3 separate regions of the Homo sapiens genome follow, and all the other regions are linked to region 3. A link is a contact called in ENCODE Hi-C data. All regions are on one chromosome and are shown on one strand. Each heading gives the region's core, a stretch centred on a gene start or an enhancer-like site at or near the end of the contact. The rest is flanking DNA. Distances are from core to core; before and after follow the strand shown.

What was found. Hi-C counts contacts between places; a loop is a spot of excess contacts on that map. Pooled maps may share reads with other maps.
Region 1: a loop to region 3 is called in a map with no recorded cell type, with 11 times the contacts of the local background. The contact joins two enhancer-like sites. A Hi-C loop is called at or near these places in 16 of 37 single-sample maps with no recorded cell type and 4 of 50 pooled maps.
Region 2: a map with no recorded cell type shows a loop between it and region 3 (6-fold over the local background). The contact joins two enhancer-like sites. A Hi-C loop is called at or near these places in 3 of 37 single-sample maps with no recorded cell type and 5 of 50 pooled maps.

Annotation. Positions count from the first base shown.
Region 1 is chr1:169,026,300-169,031,013 of GRCh38, forward strand. All of the region lies in intron 3 of LINC00970 (long intergenic non-protein coding RNA 970), which reads right to left. Among named protein-coding and RNA genes, the nearest start is that of LINC00970, 58 kb to the right of the region's middle. Within about 2 kb of position 1,957, at least 4 of the 41 ENCODE cell types and tissues checked have a DNase peak (open chromatin) inside an H3K27ac peak, as active enhancers do.
Region 2 is chr1:169,042,982-169,047,038 of GRCh38, forward strand. The region is part of intron 3 of LINC00970 (long intergenic non-protein coding RNA 970); the gene reads right to left. Among named protein-coding and RNA genes, the nearest start is that of LINC00970, 42 kb to the right of the region's middle. RefSeq lists enhancers at 1,378-1,637, 2,190-2,319. Within about 2 kb of position 1,535, at least 6 of the 41 ENCODE cell types and tissues checked have a DNase peak (open chromatin) inside an H3K27ac peak, as active enhancers do.
Region 3 is chr1:168,463,825-168,468,247 of GRCh38, forward strand. It overlaps LOC125312414 (a long non-coding RNA gene), which reads right to left. Exons shown (of 8, transcript NR_176090.1): 4 at 453-549. LOC101928565 (a long non-coding RNA gene) reads right to left here. Exons shown (of 5, transcript NR_176057.1): 5 at 290-549. Among named protein-coding and RNA genes, the nearest start is that of XCL2, 78 kb to the right of the region's middle. Within about 2 kb of position 2,512, at least 8 of the 41 ENCODE cell types and tissues checked have a DNase peak (open chromatin) inside an H3K27ac peak, as active enhancers do.

The DNA of each region.
Region 1 (4,714 bases), core at 707-3,206, 560 kb after region 3:
GTGATGCATGGAGAGGGGCACAGTGTCATATATGCAGTATTCCTGCCCCAAATGTTTAATTGGAATCCAAGAATGAGGAAACACTTCGATTAATCTATATTGAGGGACATTTTACAAAACAGTTCAAGAGTGGCTTGAACTCTTCAAAAATGTCAAGGTGAGGCTGGGCACAGTGGCTCACACCTGTAAACCCAGCACTTCAGGAGGCTGAGGCAGGTGGATCATCTGAAGTCAGGAGTTCGAGGCCAGCCTGGCCAACATGATGAAATCCTGTCTCTACTAAAACTATAGAAATTAGCCGGTCATGATGGCGTGCACCTGTAGTCCCATCTAGTCAGGAGGCTGAGGCAGAAGAATCACTTGAACCAAGGAAGTGGAGGTTGCAGTGAGCCAAGATCAGGCCACTGCATTCCAGCCTGGGTGACAGAGCGAGACTCAATTGCAAAAGATTAAAAAAAAAAAAGTTACGGAGATAAGAAATTTGTTTTTAAAGAGGGGCTCAGGACTATTCCAGATTTTTTTTTTTTTTTTTTTTTTGAGACAGAATCTTGCTCTGTTGCCAGGCTGGAGGGCAGTGGCACAATCTCCTTTCACTGCGACCTCCGCCTCCCGGATTCAAGCGATTCTCCTGCCTCAGGCTGCCGAGTAGCTGGGACTACAGGTGCCCGCCACCACGCCTGGCTGATTTTTGTATTTTTGGTAGAGATGGGGTTTCACCATATTGGCCAGGATGATCTTGATCTCTTGACCTCGTGATCCGCCCGCCTCGGCCTCCCAAAGTACTGGGATTACAAGCATGAGCCACGGCGCCATGCCTTGTTCTAGATTTGTAAAAACTAAACAAATAGAACAGCTAATGGAATGAATGATTATTGATTCTATCCTGGATTGAAAAATAAGAAAAAACATTTTTAAAAATATTACTGTTGGAACAATTGGGAGACATCAGAATTTGGCCTATACATCAAATAATATTATGTTTTCAATGTTAGATTTCCTGAATGTGATACTTGTATTGTTGCTATGTTGGAGAATGTCCTTGTTCTTAGAAGACATGTGTTAAGATATTTAGGTAACAGTAATTGAATTCTCTGTGAAATGAATTCTTAAATGGCTTATCAAAAAAATATTTGTGTGAACATGCAAGTGTGTGGAGAGAAAGAGAAAAAGCAAATGTGGTAAAATGTTAACAATTAGTAAATCTAGATAAAGGGTAAATGAACATCATTGTGCTATTCTTGTAACTTTTCTGTAGGTCTGAATTTTTTTAAAGAAAGAAAAGTTTGGGGAAATATTAACCACTACAAAGCAAAAGTAGAGTGTATCCAGTTAACTATTAGTATCAACACTCCCACAGATATGTTGGGGCCATTCCTTTCTGCAGGCCAAGGCGGAGCTCAGCCACTCCAGACAAGGCACATGGAGATGAGGTCACTTTGCCAAGGTCACAAACACCATCACTACATTGCCAGAACTTCCCTACCCGCATGAAAATATCTCCTTGACCTTGGCTGAATTGGAAAATTTATATAAAGGATTCTGCTCCCTTTTATATCATTAACTAATCTGTTGTACAGATTAAAAGATTAGAACACACAAAAACATAAAACGAAATAAATTTAGGCATGCTAGAGTGGAGAGATTCAAGTTGATGCTCTCTGGCATTTTTCTTTCATTCCTTTGATGTTGTTTTAAAACTGTTTGGCCAGAGAGAAGGAGAGAGGGCAAGAAAAGAAATTAGTGCTGCTATGAATAACTGCAATCAACCACCAATTTAGGGAGTCACTGGAGTAGAACACTTCTCAGATGTCAGTGTTTCTCAGCTACACATTGTCCTTTCCTTCGATTATCACTGGCATGTCACCATATTCTGCAAATCTCAGCACCACTGCACCTCCGGCCCACTGGTCACTCATGCTTAAAAGCATGCGGCTGGGGGAGTAGACTGGGGGGACGGCCTCAGCCAGACCACTGTGGAGCCAAAAGAGTGCGTAGGGCTCTGTAGTTCTACTGGCTCAAAAGAATTATCTGTACTTGCATGGCCTTGAGGAGAGACAGGACTGTTGGAGACAGATAAGATTATTTTCTTTTTCCCTCTCTCCAGTGAACCAAACACAATTCCCATTCTGGCTTCCCAGACTCAGGGCTCATGTTTGAGCTTTTCTTTTCTCACTTCTCTTGGTCAGAGGTGATCACTTTTGCAGCTCATGACACATGTGTGATTTTATGTACAATACCTTAAATAGCACTTTTAGAAAATCTGTTTTCTGGCTGGGGGCGGTGGCTCATGCCTGTAATCCCAGCACTTTGGGAGGCTGAGGCAGGTGGATCACTTGAGGTCAGGAGTTCGAGACCAACCTGGCCAACATGGTGAAACCTCGTCTATACTAAAAATACAAAAATTAGCCAAGCGTGGGGGCGCACGTCTGTAATCCCAGCTGCTTGGGAGGCAGAAGCAGGAGCATCACTTGAACCTGGGAGGCGGAGGTTGCAGTGAGCTGAGATTGCGCCACTGCACTCCAGCCTGGGTGACAGAGTGAGATGAAAGAAAGACAGCAAGAAAGACAAGAAAGAAAGAAAGAAAGAAAGAAAGAAAGAAAGAAAGAAAGAAAGAAAGAAAGAAAGAAAGAAAGAAAGAAAGAGAGAGAGAGAGAGAAAGAAAGAAAGAGAAAGAAAGAAAGAAAGAAAGAAAGAAAGAAAGAAAGAAAGAAAGAAAGAAAGAAAGAAAGAAAGAAAGAAAGAAAAGGAAGGAAAGAAAGAAAGAAAGATCTGTTTTCTGGTTAGCCTAAAATGGCTTGTTCTGGAGGAGATACTGACTGTCCCAAGAAACAAAGCCTGCTACGTGCTGAGATTTTGTAACTCCAAGTTCTTCTCAGAAGCAACTTGTAGACTGCATAGGGTTGCATGGACTATTGTCAGGACTCCCCTTTCAGGAAAACCATATTGCAGGGAGGACTGTGGGATGGTGAGTGTTAATGAAGGGCCTAGAAAGCTGAACTGGTAGAGAGATTCGTGACTGATAAGAGATGATGGGGTTTTGTGCGTTAACACAGAGATACTACGGTACTTCTCTTTCTGCTTCTGTCTCCGGGAGATAAGTTAGGCACAAAAATGACCCAAAAAAGCATTCTACTCATCTCTTCCCACCTCTTCCCTGCACAATCATCCCTCTGGTAGCACAGGAGCTAAAACCAAGTCACAGCTACCACAATAAAGGGACTTAAGCACTCAGTGAATGCGTAGCCGAACTCTGGCTAAGGTTAACTTGTTTCCATTCACTAAGTCAGATTAAGAAGAAAAATAAATCAAAGTTATCCTTATAATCACATATTAATTCTAAAAATAATTGTATTTTCACCCCCTACAGCGTGCTAGGTAGGTTTGGAGATGCAAAAATAAATAGCCCACAGCCCCTTCTCTCAGGTCGCTTGTCGTAGAATAGAGATGAGCCTTCCTGAAACCAGGGTAGTAGAACCACTAGAAAAGGAGAAAAAGACAATCTGGAAAGACAGGATAAATCATGAGGCAGCATCCAGCAAACATGGGAAGAGAGAGGGTCTGTACCCAGGGACTGGAAAAGGGACATCTCTTCCACAGAGACACAAGGGAAAGAGGAGATAGTAGATCATTTTCACAGTGCAACAAGGTCACCACCATTATAACTCTTAGTTTGTAATGAAACTAGTTTGAGCCATGATGGATTTATCACCAGCAATGTCCCCAAAAGTTTCTAAAATCGATGGCTTACATTAAAGAAAAAAGAAAGAAAAATAATTTAGAATCATTAGATGAAGGATTTGTAGGGCAAGCACTTAATTATAGCTAAGTGTAATTTCCTTAAGCAAGTCATCCTCTATTAGTTATATTATTACACATATTATTCTTAAGTCTGGTGATTAATACTGACTTTAACATTTTTAATAAAAGTTTCAGAATTATTTATGTTAAGTGAAATAAGCCAGGTACAGAAAGACAAATGCTACATGATCTCACCTATATGTAGAACCTAAAAAAGTTGAACTCAAAGGAGCAGAGGGTAAAATGGTGGTTACCAGAGGTAGGGGGCTGTGGAATTGGGGAGATGTTGGCCAAGGGATACAGAATTTCAGTTAGATAGAAGAAATAAGTTCAAGAGATCTACTGGGCACCATGGTGACTATAGTTAAAAACAATATAGTATATACGGGAAAGTTGCTAATAGAGTAGATTTTAAGTGTTTTCAACACAAAACAATAAGTATGTGAGGTGATGGATATGTTAAATAGCTTGACTGAACCATTTCACAATGCGTACATATATCAAAACGTCATGTATTACCCCAAAAATATATGGATGCCATTTTTATTTGTCAATTAAGAAATAAATAAAAATTTCAATATTTTTTTTAAAACTAACTGTTTATATAAGAATATAAGGCAACAAGTTAGTTATTCCCAAAATATAAACATAAAGATAAAATCTGGAGAATAAGGAAACAAAATCATCTAGGTCAAACGGCTTCTGTGATGACCTATACTAAGTGTAATCACAATTCAGTGAGCCTGATCTTCTCTCAGGCCTAAGTTGTACATTGATCCTGAGTCCAATCCTGGAGTCAGAAGTTGATGGCATTAGTTTCAACTCTTCTTTTTTATTTCAATTCTCTTAAAAATATGTTCTTATTTTGTCTTTCTTTACTACATAAAAAATTTGTAACAAGCTAGGTCTTATGCAA
Region 2 (4,057 bases), core at 285-2,784, 580 kb after region 3:
AAAGAAATGGAATCAATCTAGGTGCCCATCAATGATGGACTGGATAAAAAAAAAATGTGGTACATATACACCATGGAATACTATATAGCCACAAAAAAAGAATGAAATCATATCCTTGGCAGCAACATGGATGCAGCTAGAGGCCATTACCCTAAGCAAATTAACACAAGAACAGAAAACCAAATACCACATGTTCTCATTTATAAATGGGAGCTAAACATTGAGTACATATGGACACAAAGAAGGAAACAATAGACCCTGGGGCCTACTTGTGGGTGGAGGGTAGGAGGAGGGAGAGGATTGAAAAACTACCTATCAGGTACTATGCTGATTGCCTGGTTGACAAAATTATCTGTACACAAAACCCCTGTGACGTACAATTTACCCACGTAACAAACATGCACATGTACCCCCTGAACCTAAAATACAAGTTGGAAAGAAAAAAGAATAGTAGTCAGAATAGGTCTCATTAAGAAGGCAAGACTTGAGCACAGACTTGTGGGAGGTGAGAAAATATCTGTGGGAGGGGCCTCCTGAAAGAGGGAAAGGTTAAAGCCAAGACCCTACAATGGGAGCGGGCCTGAGTGTTGAGGAGTGGCTCCAGGCCAGTGTGGCTAGAGCAGCACAAAGTGTAAGGAAGAGTGGTGGGCAAAAACTCAAAAAGGAAACAGCAGTCAGGAGATGCACGGCCCTAGTGCGCAATGTAAGGGCTTTGACTTTTACTCTCAGTGAAAACTATGACAGGGTTTTAAGCAGAGGAATAACATGACCTGACTTATGTTTTAGAAGAATTACTTTGAGAATAAAATTTCCAGTGGCAAGTAGAGAAGCAGGCTAACCTAAGCAAAACCCACTACAGGGATCCAGGTGGCAGATAGTGGCTGAAAGCCAAATTAGAAAGAGTTTAAGAGAAAAAATGGCACAACTAAGAGATTAGCACAGCTCTTGACTACAAAGCTGCAAACACAAAATTCAGTGCAGGGCCTGGAGAGTGCTCATGTGAGTGAGGGGCCCTGATGCTTAAGCTTTGTCAGCATCTGTGCACACCCACCTCTGTACAAGCCAAGGCCCCTGGCCTGGTCAGTTGGGTGGATGGTGAGGTGCTTACCAAGTTGGGTACCCAGGAGTAGATAAGAGTTTGCAAGCAGGAAGAAGACAGATCATGCATTTCACTGTGAGATTTTTGAGATTCAGAGGTCAGTGCAACATCTAAGTGAAAATGGCCAGGCTCTTTCTGCTCCTAACAATACTGCCAAGAGCTATCAGGATGACCTTTCTAAAAGGCACATCTGATCAAGTCACTTTCCTGCTTAAAAACCTCAGTGCTTCCCTTTGCCCATATTCCTTTGAAAAGAAACAGTTTCTCACAGTCTAGCCCTGGCCTGTCTTTCCAACTATGTCTTCCTCCATTCCATGCCTGGCACACTGTTCCCTCTGACTTGCAACTCCCTCTGTCTACAGTGTCCTTCTCTAACTACTAAACTCCTCCTCTCCCTACACTGCCCTGATCTAATAACTTCTGTGAAACCACGTCCCCTCCTGCACCTTCTTCAAGGCAGGACTAACCACTTCCTCTCTGCTGACTTAAAGCCCTCTGTACACAGTTCCATGAAATCTGCACCCAGAAATGCGAACCCATAAGCCTGAGAGGCAGGGTTGACAGCGGAACAATTATGGGTTTTAGAATTAGATTAACCTGGGTTAAAACACACACACTTGCTTGCTGTATATAACTTTAAGCATGTTATTTAATTTCTCTAAGCTCAGCTTCTTATAAAGGTAATGCCTATTTTGTAGAATAGGTGTCAAGATTAAATGAGAAAATTTAAGTAAATCACCCCAGATAGGACCTGGCACACAATAGGTGTCCAAAAATTATCATTTCCCTCCAGACCCTGTTCCTCTTGGGCAGAAAATGTGTTTAATTTATATTCTATATGTCCCATTGTCACTGGTCACCCAGCACATAATAGATGCTTGATAGACATTAACCTGAATGAATGGACCCTGTCTTCTCAGAAACATTTACATATACGTTTTAGAAGTACATGGGTTCAGAGGTTAGGATAGAAATTCTAAAGTGGACCTTGGCATGTAAATCCCCTTGGGTCTAATATCAAACCAATTGCTTCCCCTTGGCAGCAGCAGCAGAGCCCTTCTGTGTCTCTGGGGAGCATTCAGCCATCCAGTCTGTGAAGATTTCTCTCATTGCTCTCCAGAGCTTCCGTTACATCGTGCTCTTCTCACTTCCTTCTCAGCTGTGCTCCCACTCCTCAGCCTTGTTTGTTCTGTTTTCCTCCGCCATTTTTCACCACACACCATATGGCCTTCCCTTGCCTGCCTTAAGCTTGGAACTTCACAGCCTTCTCCAGGCTTCCCCAGGGCAACCTGGGCCCTCTGGGCCTGCTGACCACCCCCTTTAACTAGCAGCCCTGCCCTGATGCCTACTTTGAAACCCAGCACTGTTCCTAAGGAGACGCAGGACACAGAGCCTTTTAGTAAATTCACTTCAGGGGCTGGTTCTGCCAGTTAACTATGAGCCTAGAGTGTTTTGAACAGGTGGTGATCTTCCAAACACAATGTGATCGTGTGTTTAATCTTAGAATCATGAGAGGCTAGTAGGGCAGATACAGAAAAACACAATTTTACCTATTTGTTTCAACCTCCTCCAGCATCCAGTGAGGCAGCCTCCTGGTGCAGAGGATCCTTGACAAGCTCTGGAGTCTCGTGGACACAAGTTTGTGTCCCAGCTCTGTGTCTCCCTAGCGGTATTGTATGTATGCTTCTCAAGTTCTCTAAACCTTAGTTTCTTCATTTGTGAAACTAAGATAACAATACCTGCCACACAGAGTTATTAGTTGATATCATGCGTTTATTTGTTATCTAGCAATACATAACAAATCAGCCCAAAACTTAGTGCCTTGCAAGAGCAATGCTGTTTATTAGCTCTTGTGGGTTTTGTAGGCCAGGAATTTGAGAGCAGCTGAGCTGAGCTAGTCTGAATCGGGGTCTCCCAGGTGATTGAGGCAGACTGGTCAGTGGCTAGAGCTGGGGTCAATTTCAAGGCTTCTTCATTCACAGGTCTTGTTCCCATGCTGGGAAGACAAATAGCTGGAGCAGGGGCTGGAGCAGCTGTGGCTCCCCAGGCACCTCCCTCTATCCCTTTGGGACCCACCACATGGTCCTTCTGCATGGTCCCTTCAAGGTCTCCAGATTTCTTATGAGGTAGCTCAGGGCTCCAAAGGCATGTATCTCACTTGAGAGAGAAACAGGTGAAACCATATCCTCTTTTCTGGCCTGGCTGGAAAGTCACACAGTGACATCACTTCCATTGCCTTCTATTTATTAGAAGCAAATCACTACCACCAGACTGTATTCTAGGAGAGCAGAATTAGACCGCTCCTTTTATTTGAAATAGTGCCGAAAATTTGTGGACATGCTTTAAAAACACCATAGTATGTGTGATGCCCAGTCCTCAATAAGTAGCATCAATTTTTTTTATGTATCAGGTGAGTTGAAAAATAAGACAAAAAAATGCCTCTGTGCCCTATCATTCCTATCTTCACTCTCCACAAACACACTCACCATGAAACAAGGTGAAAGCACTTAGCAATGTAGGCAAAGGTAAAAAGGAAGCATAAAAAGGGGAGGCAAAAACAATGATCGTTGACATTTATTGAACACTTGCTCTGTGGCAAGCCCAGTGTTATATGCCTTACGTACATTATCTATTTTAATCCTCAGAATGATACCAGGGGTTTATCATTAACCTCCTTTTATGGAGAATTCTAGAGTCTACCAATATTACATGCATTATCCAGGATTAGACAGTTTAGTAAAGACATAACAAGGAGTGGAACACAGGCGAGCTGACTCCAGAGCCCTTGTGCCCAACCGCTGTGCACACTACTGAGATCATTTCAGCTGAGATAAGCAGCTGGGAAACCTTTGGCTTAACTTTTCCCTCCCTTGGAAATACCAATTTGAGAGGCAGGGTACCTAAGGGAGCAGGTGGAGTAGAACCCAATAATTCAAAAATTCTTGAGTCTGGAAAGAC
Region 3 (4,423 bases), core at 1,262-3,761:
AGACCATAGTCTTGTTGGGTGGAGGGACTGTGCCTTTTTCTTGTTGCATGCATGTACTGGACACTCTAGTGATATTTGCTAAATGTTAAATGAGTGAGCAAATCCTGCCATGTGTAACCTGGCACTCATTTACCTTATTCCCCATCTCCTGAAACCTGGTTTTCCCATTTCACTAGCACAATCTTCTCTGGTGTCCAGTGTGAGAGTTGGCATAGAGTTCAGCTAGCACCTGCAGAGCCTTCCTGAGACTCCATTCTCAGAACAATCACAAAATGTGGTCATAATGAGCCAATGTCTTTTCTTTTTTTAATAGTTTAAACTTTAATTTTACATTCAGGGGTCCCATGTGCAGATTTGTTATATGGGGATTGTATTAGTCCGTTCTCATGCTGCTAATAAAGACATACCTGAGACTGGGTAATTTATAATTGAAAGAGGCTTAATTGACTCACAGTTCAGCATGGTTGAGGAGACCTCAGGAAACTTACAATCATGGCGGAAGGGGAAGCAAACACATTCTTCTTCACATGGCGGCAGCAAGGAGAAGTGCTGAGAAAAAGGGGGAAAAGCCCCTTATAAAACCATCAGATCTCATAAGAATTCACTCACTATCACGAGAACAGCATGGAGGTAACTGCCCCCATGATTCAATTACCTCCCACCAGGTCCCTCTCATGACATGTGGAGATTATAGGAAATACAATTCAAGATGAGATTTGGGTGGGTATATGTATATAGATATACCATATCAGGTATAGTGTGTGATGCGGAGGTTTGAGGTATGGTTAATCCTGTCACTCAGACAAGTGAGACAGAACCCAGTGGTTAGTTTTTCAAACCTTATTCCCCATTTCCTCCTCTCTCTAGTACTCTCCAGTGTCTATTGTGGCCATCTTTATGTCCAATGTTTAGCTCCCACATATAAGTGAGAACATGTAGTATTTGGTTTTCTGTTCCTGAGTTAATTTGCTTAAGATAATGGCTTCCAGCCACATCCAAGTTGCTGCAAAAGACATGGTGCATTTAGTGCTGCAATGAACATGCAAGTACATGTGTCCTATTTATTTTCTTTTGGATGTATACCCAGTAATGGAATTGCTGGGTTGAATGGTTAAGTTCTTTGAGAAATCTCCAAACTGCTTTCTACAATGGCTGAACTAATTTACGTTCCCACCAACAGTATATAAGCATCGCCTTCTCTCCACAGCCTTGACAGCATCTATTGTTTTTGACTTTTCATGTAATGACCCATAGGCTCAAAGTAAAGGGTCAGAGAAAGACCTATCATGCAAATGAAAAACAAAAAAGAGCAGGGGTTGCTATTCTTATGTCAGATAAAACAGGCTTTAAACGAATAACAGTAAAAAAGGACAAAAAAGGGCATTACATAATGATAAAGTTTCCAATTCAACAGGAAGACTTAGCTATCCTAAATATATATGCATCCAATATTGGAGCACCCAAACTCATAAAATAACTACTTCTAGACCTATGAAAGGACTTAGACAGCTACACAATAATAGTGGGGGACTTCAACACCCCACTGATAGTGTTAGAAAGATCACTGAGCAGAAAACTAACAAAGAAATTCTGGACTTAAACTTGACACTTGACCAATTGGACCTAATAGACACCTATAGAATACTTCATCCAGCACCCACAGAATACGCATTCTTCTCATCTGCACACAGACACAGAACATACTCCAAGATCAACCACATGCTTGGCCATAAAACACGCCTCAATAAATTAAAAAAAAATCAAAGTTATACTGACCATAATCTCAGACCACAGTGGAATAAAAACAAAAATCAATACCAAAAAGATCTCTTGAACAACACAATTCATGAAAATTAAATACCTTGCTCCTAAATGACTTTTGGGTAAACAACAAAATTAATGCAGAAATAAAAAAAATTCTTTGCAATAAGTGAAAACAGAGACACATCATACCAAAATCTCTGGGATGCAGCAAAAGCAGTGTTAAGAAGAAAGTTTATAGTGCTAAATGCGTACTTCAAAAAGTTAGAAAGATCTCAAATTAAACATCTAACATCACACCGAGAGGAACTAGGAAAACAAGGCCAGTGCCTTTACCTTGTAGCCCCAAAGAAGTCTGACCTCAAGAATTGGAATGTAGGATTTTTGAGGGAAACGGTGAGCCTGAAAGCAGTTAGGAAGTAACCTAATTCTCTAGCCACTCACAGAGGGTGCAAAATCTCAGACCAGCAAACAAGGCAGGGCAGAAAGGCACACACTATATATCAACAGGCCATGGATGGTCGTCACCATTCAGACTCTCCAATATTCCTTGTTAACAAGCTGAAATCAGATGATCCTCATTTTCACTTGAGCCCAGGGTTATAATTTCTTGGAAAGTGCAAAGGGAGGCAAACTATAATGGGAAGGAAGAGCAAGTCAACATGAATCTGAGGAAGGGGAATGCTTTTCATTCTGGTTTTTGAACAGGTGGTGGTCAGAGCTGGCAGAAAGCCCAGGATATGTCAGCAGTCCCGGAAAAGAGATGTTCTTGTTGTAAATCTCATGTTGATTCTTGCCCCTCCCTCTCCACCTCCCACTCTTACACATGCTCACGCTTCTTAGTAAGTACACTGGAGCTACCTCCCCCATGCCCCACAGCACATTGTACCTCTGCTAGCACAGGGATCACGTTCTGACTTACAGTGGTTGTGGGTGTCTCTGTCTCTTTCTCTCAAAACAAACATATTGGAGTTTCTCACTCATCGACATTTCTGCACCAGTGCCTGCAGACAGTTTTCCTCACTGTGAGGACTCTAAATACTTTCATTTACTGGAATTAGATTTACCCTTTTGGCTAAGGTGTCATATGGACAGGGGAATTACCAAGTCCAAGAGTAGTTTTGGCTTCCTGATGGGAAAGAGTTGTTGTATAACAGGAATCCTACCTAGGCCTCCTATTGCTCATTCCCAAGACAATTTCTTAGGCCCATCTTTGTCTTCCCAAATTGCCCTTATTTTTTGCCACTGCCAAGGCCCTATGGTCTCAGCTGGCTTCTCTCTCCTTTTAGGCCATTCTCCTTGCTTTGTCCCTTGGTACGCTTTAAACTTAACAGTTCCCTAAGACTGGTTCCAGAGCAAGGTCCTGCTTCCCTGCTATGTCTCATAGAGAAGTGAAACCTCTCTTGCTGCTTTTCACAGGGGAGAGAGACTGGGTCAAAAACAAAACAGAGAATCATACAAAGCTGTTCTTTAATTCCTGACTCCCTCATAAGACAGACTAGAAACTCTGGTGAAGTCTGTGATTTGCTCTTATCCATGAGGATGAGACTCTCTCAACTCCCTTCTTAAATACAGGCTGGAGGATAAAACTGAGGTCCTGCAGTTTGCATAATAGCTGACATCTATTGAGAATCTACTGACTACTAGGAACTATATAAGTTGTGTACATACTATTTTGTTTACTTTTTCAATTAACCACATGAGATAAATACTATTGTAGTTGCATTTTGTCAATACAGTAACTGAGCCTTAAAGAGATTAAGTTACATGTTCAAAATCCCCTAGCCATGAACTGATGGACTAGGGTTTATATCTTATTCGAAAAACAATAGTATTAACTAATGGTTACTCAAAAAGGATGTCTTTTAAATTCCAGTGAGAAGTTTGCATCTTTGAGAATGTTAGGATGGATAAACATCCATGTCACTGCTTCTCAATAAAAAGAACAATTATAGTATATTTTCTTATTGCTAGTCTAACCGGAAATAGTCTGGTTTATTACTTATAAACTAGTTCTTGGAACTAAGACCGTAAACCTTGACTTGGTGCAGGAAATGGTGTGGTTTTACATGCTCAGGAAACAATGACCAGAGTAAAATATTTGACAAATTTTATGCTCTGATTGAGAATTGGAGGCCTGGGGGAATACCTGAATGACTTGCATGCTGCTAAATATTTTTCCACAATATTTTTTTAATGGTTGCACGGTATTCCATTGTATGGTTGCAATATAATTTAGTTGCATGACATCTGGGCAATAGGGGAGTTTCTAAGAGCAGGAGGAATTTTAGAAAAGAGAAACTGAGTATTAGGTGTTCAGTAGCCAGCTTTTCCAGCTTTAGGAATTTTCTTGGGACTAGCTCTGTCCAAGGGGTAAACTATACATGCTGTATACTTTTCCAGGCAGGAAGGGGAAAGACCCATGCTTCTTAGTCTAGCTGCCTCCCAGAAACCTTTGCAAAGGTCATCCAACTCAATCTTGTAGTCTTGGAGAAGGCCAATTCAGATTCCAGTTCTCTTAAACCAGCTACAGAAAACATAACTTTTGTAACTCAGTAGGGTCAGGCTTATTTGTAACTTAGATTGGCTGAAGCCTTTATTAAGTGAAAAAAGATGGAAGCATAACAACATTCCTAACTGAATGCCATTCATGGAAAGAATG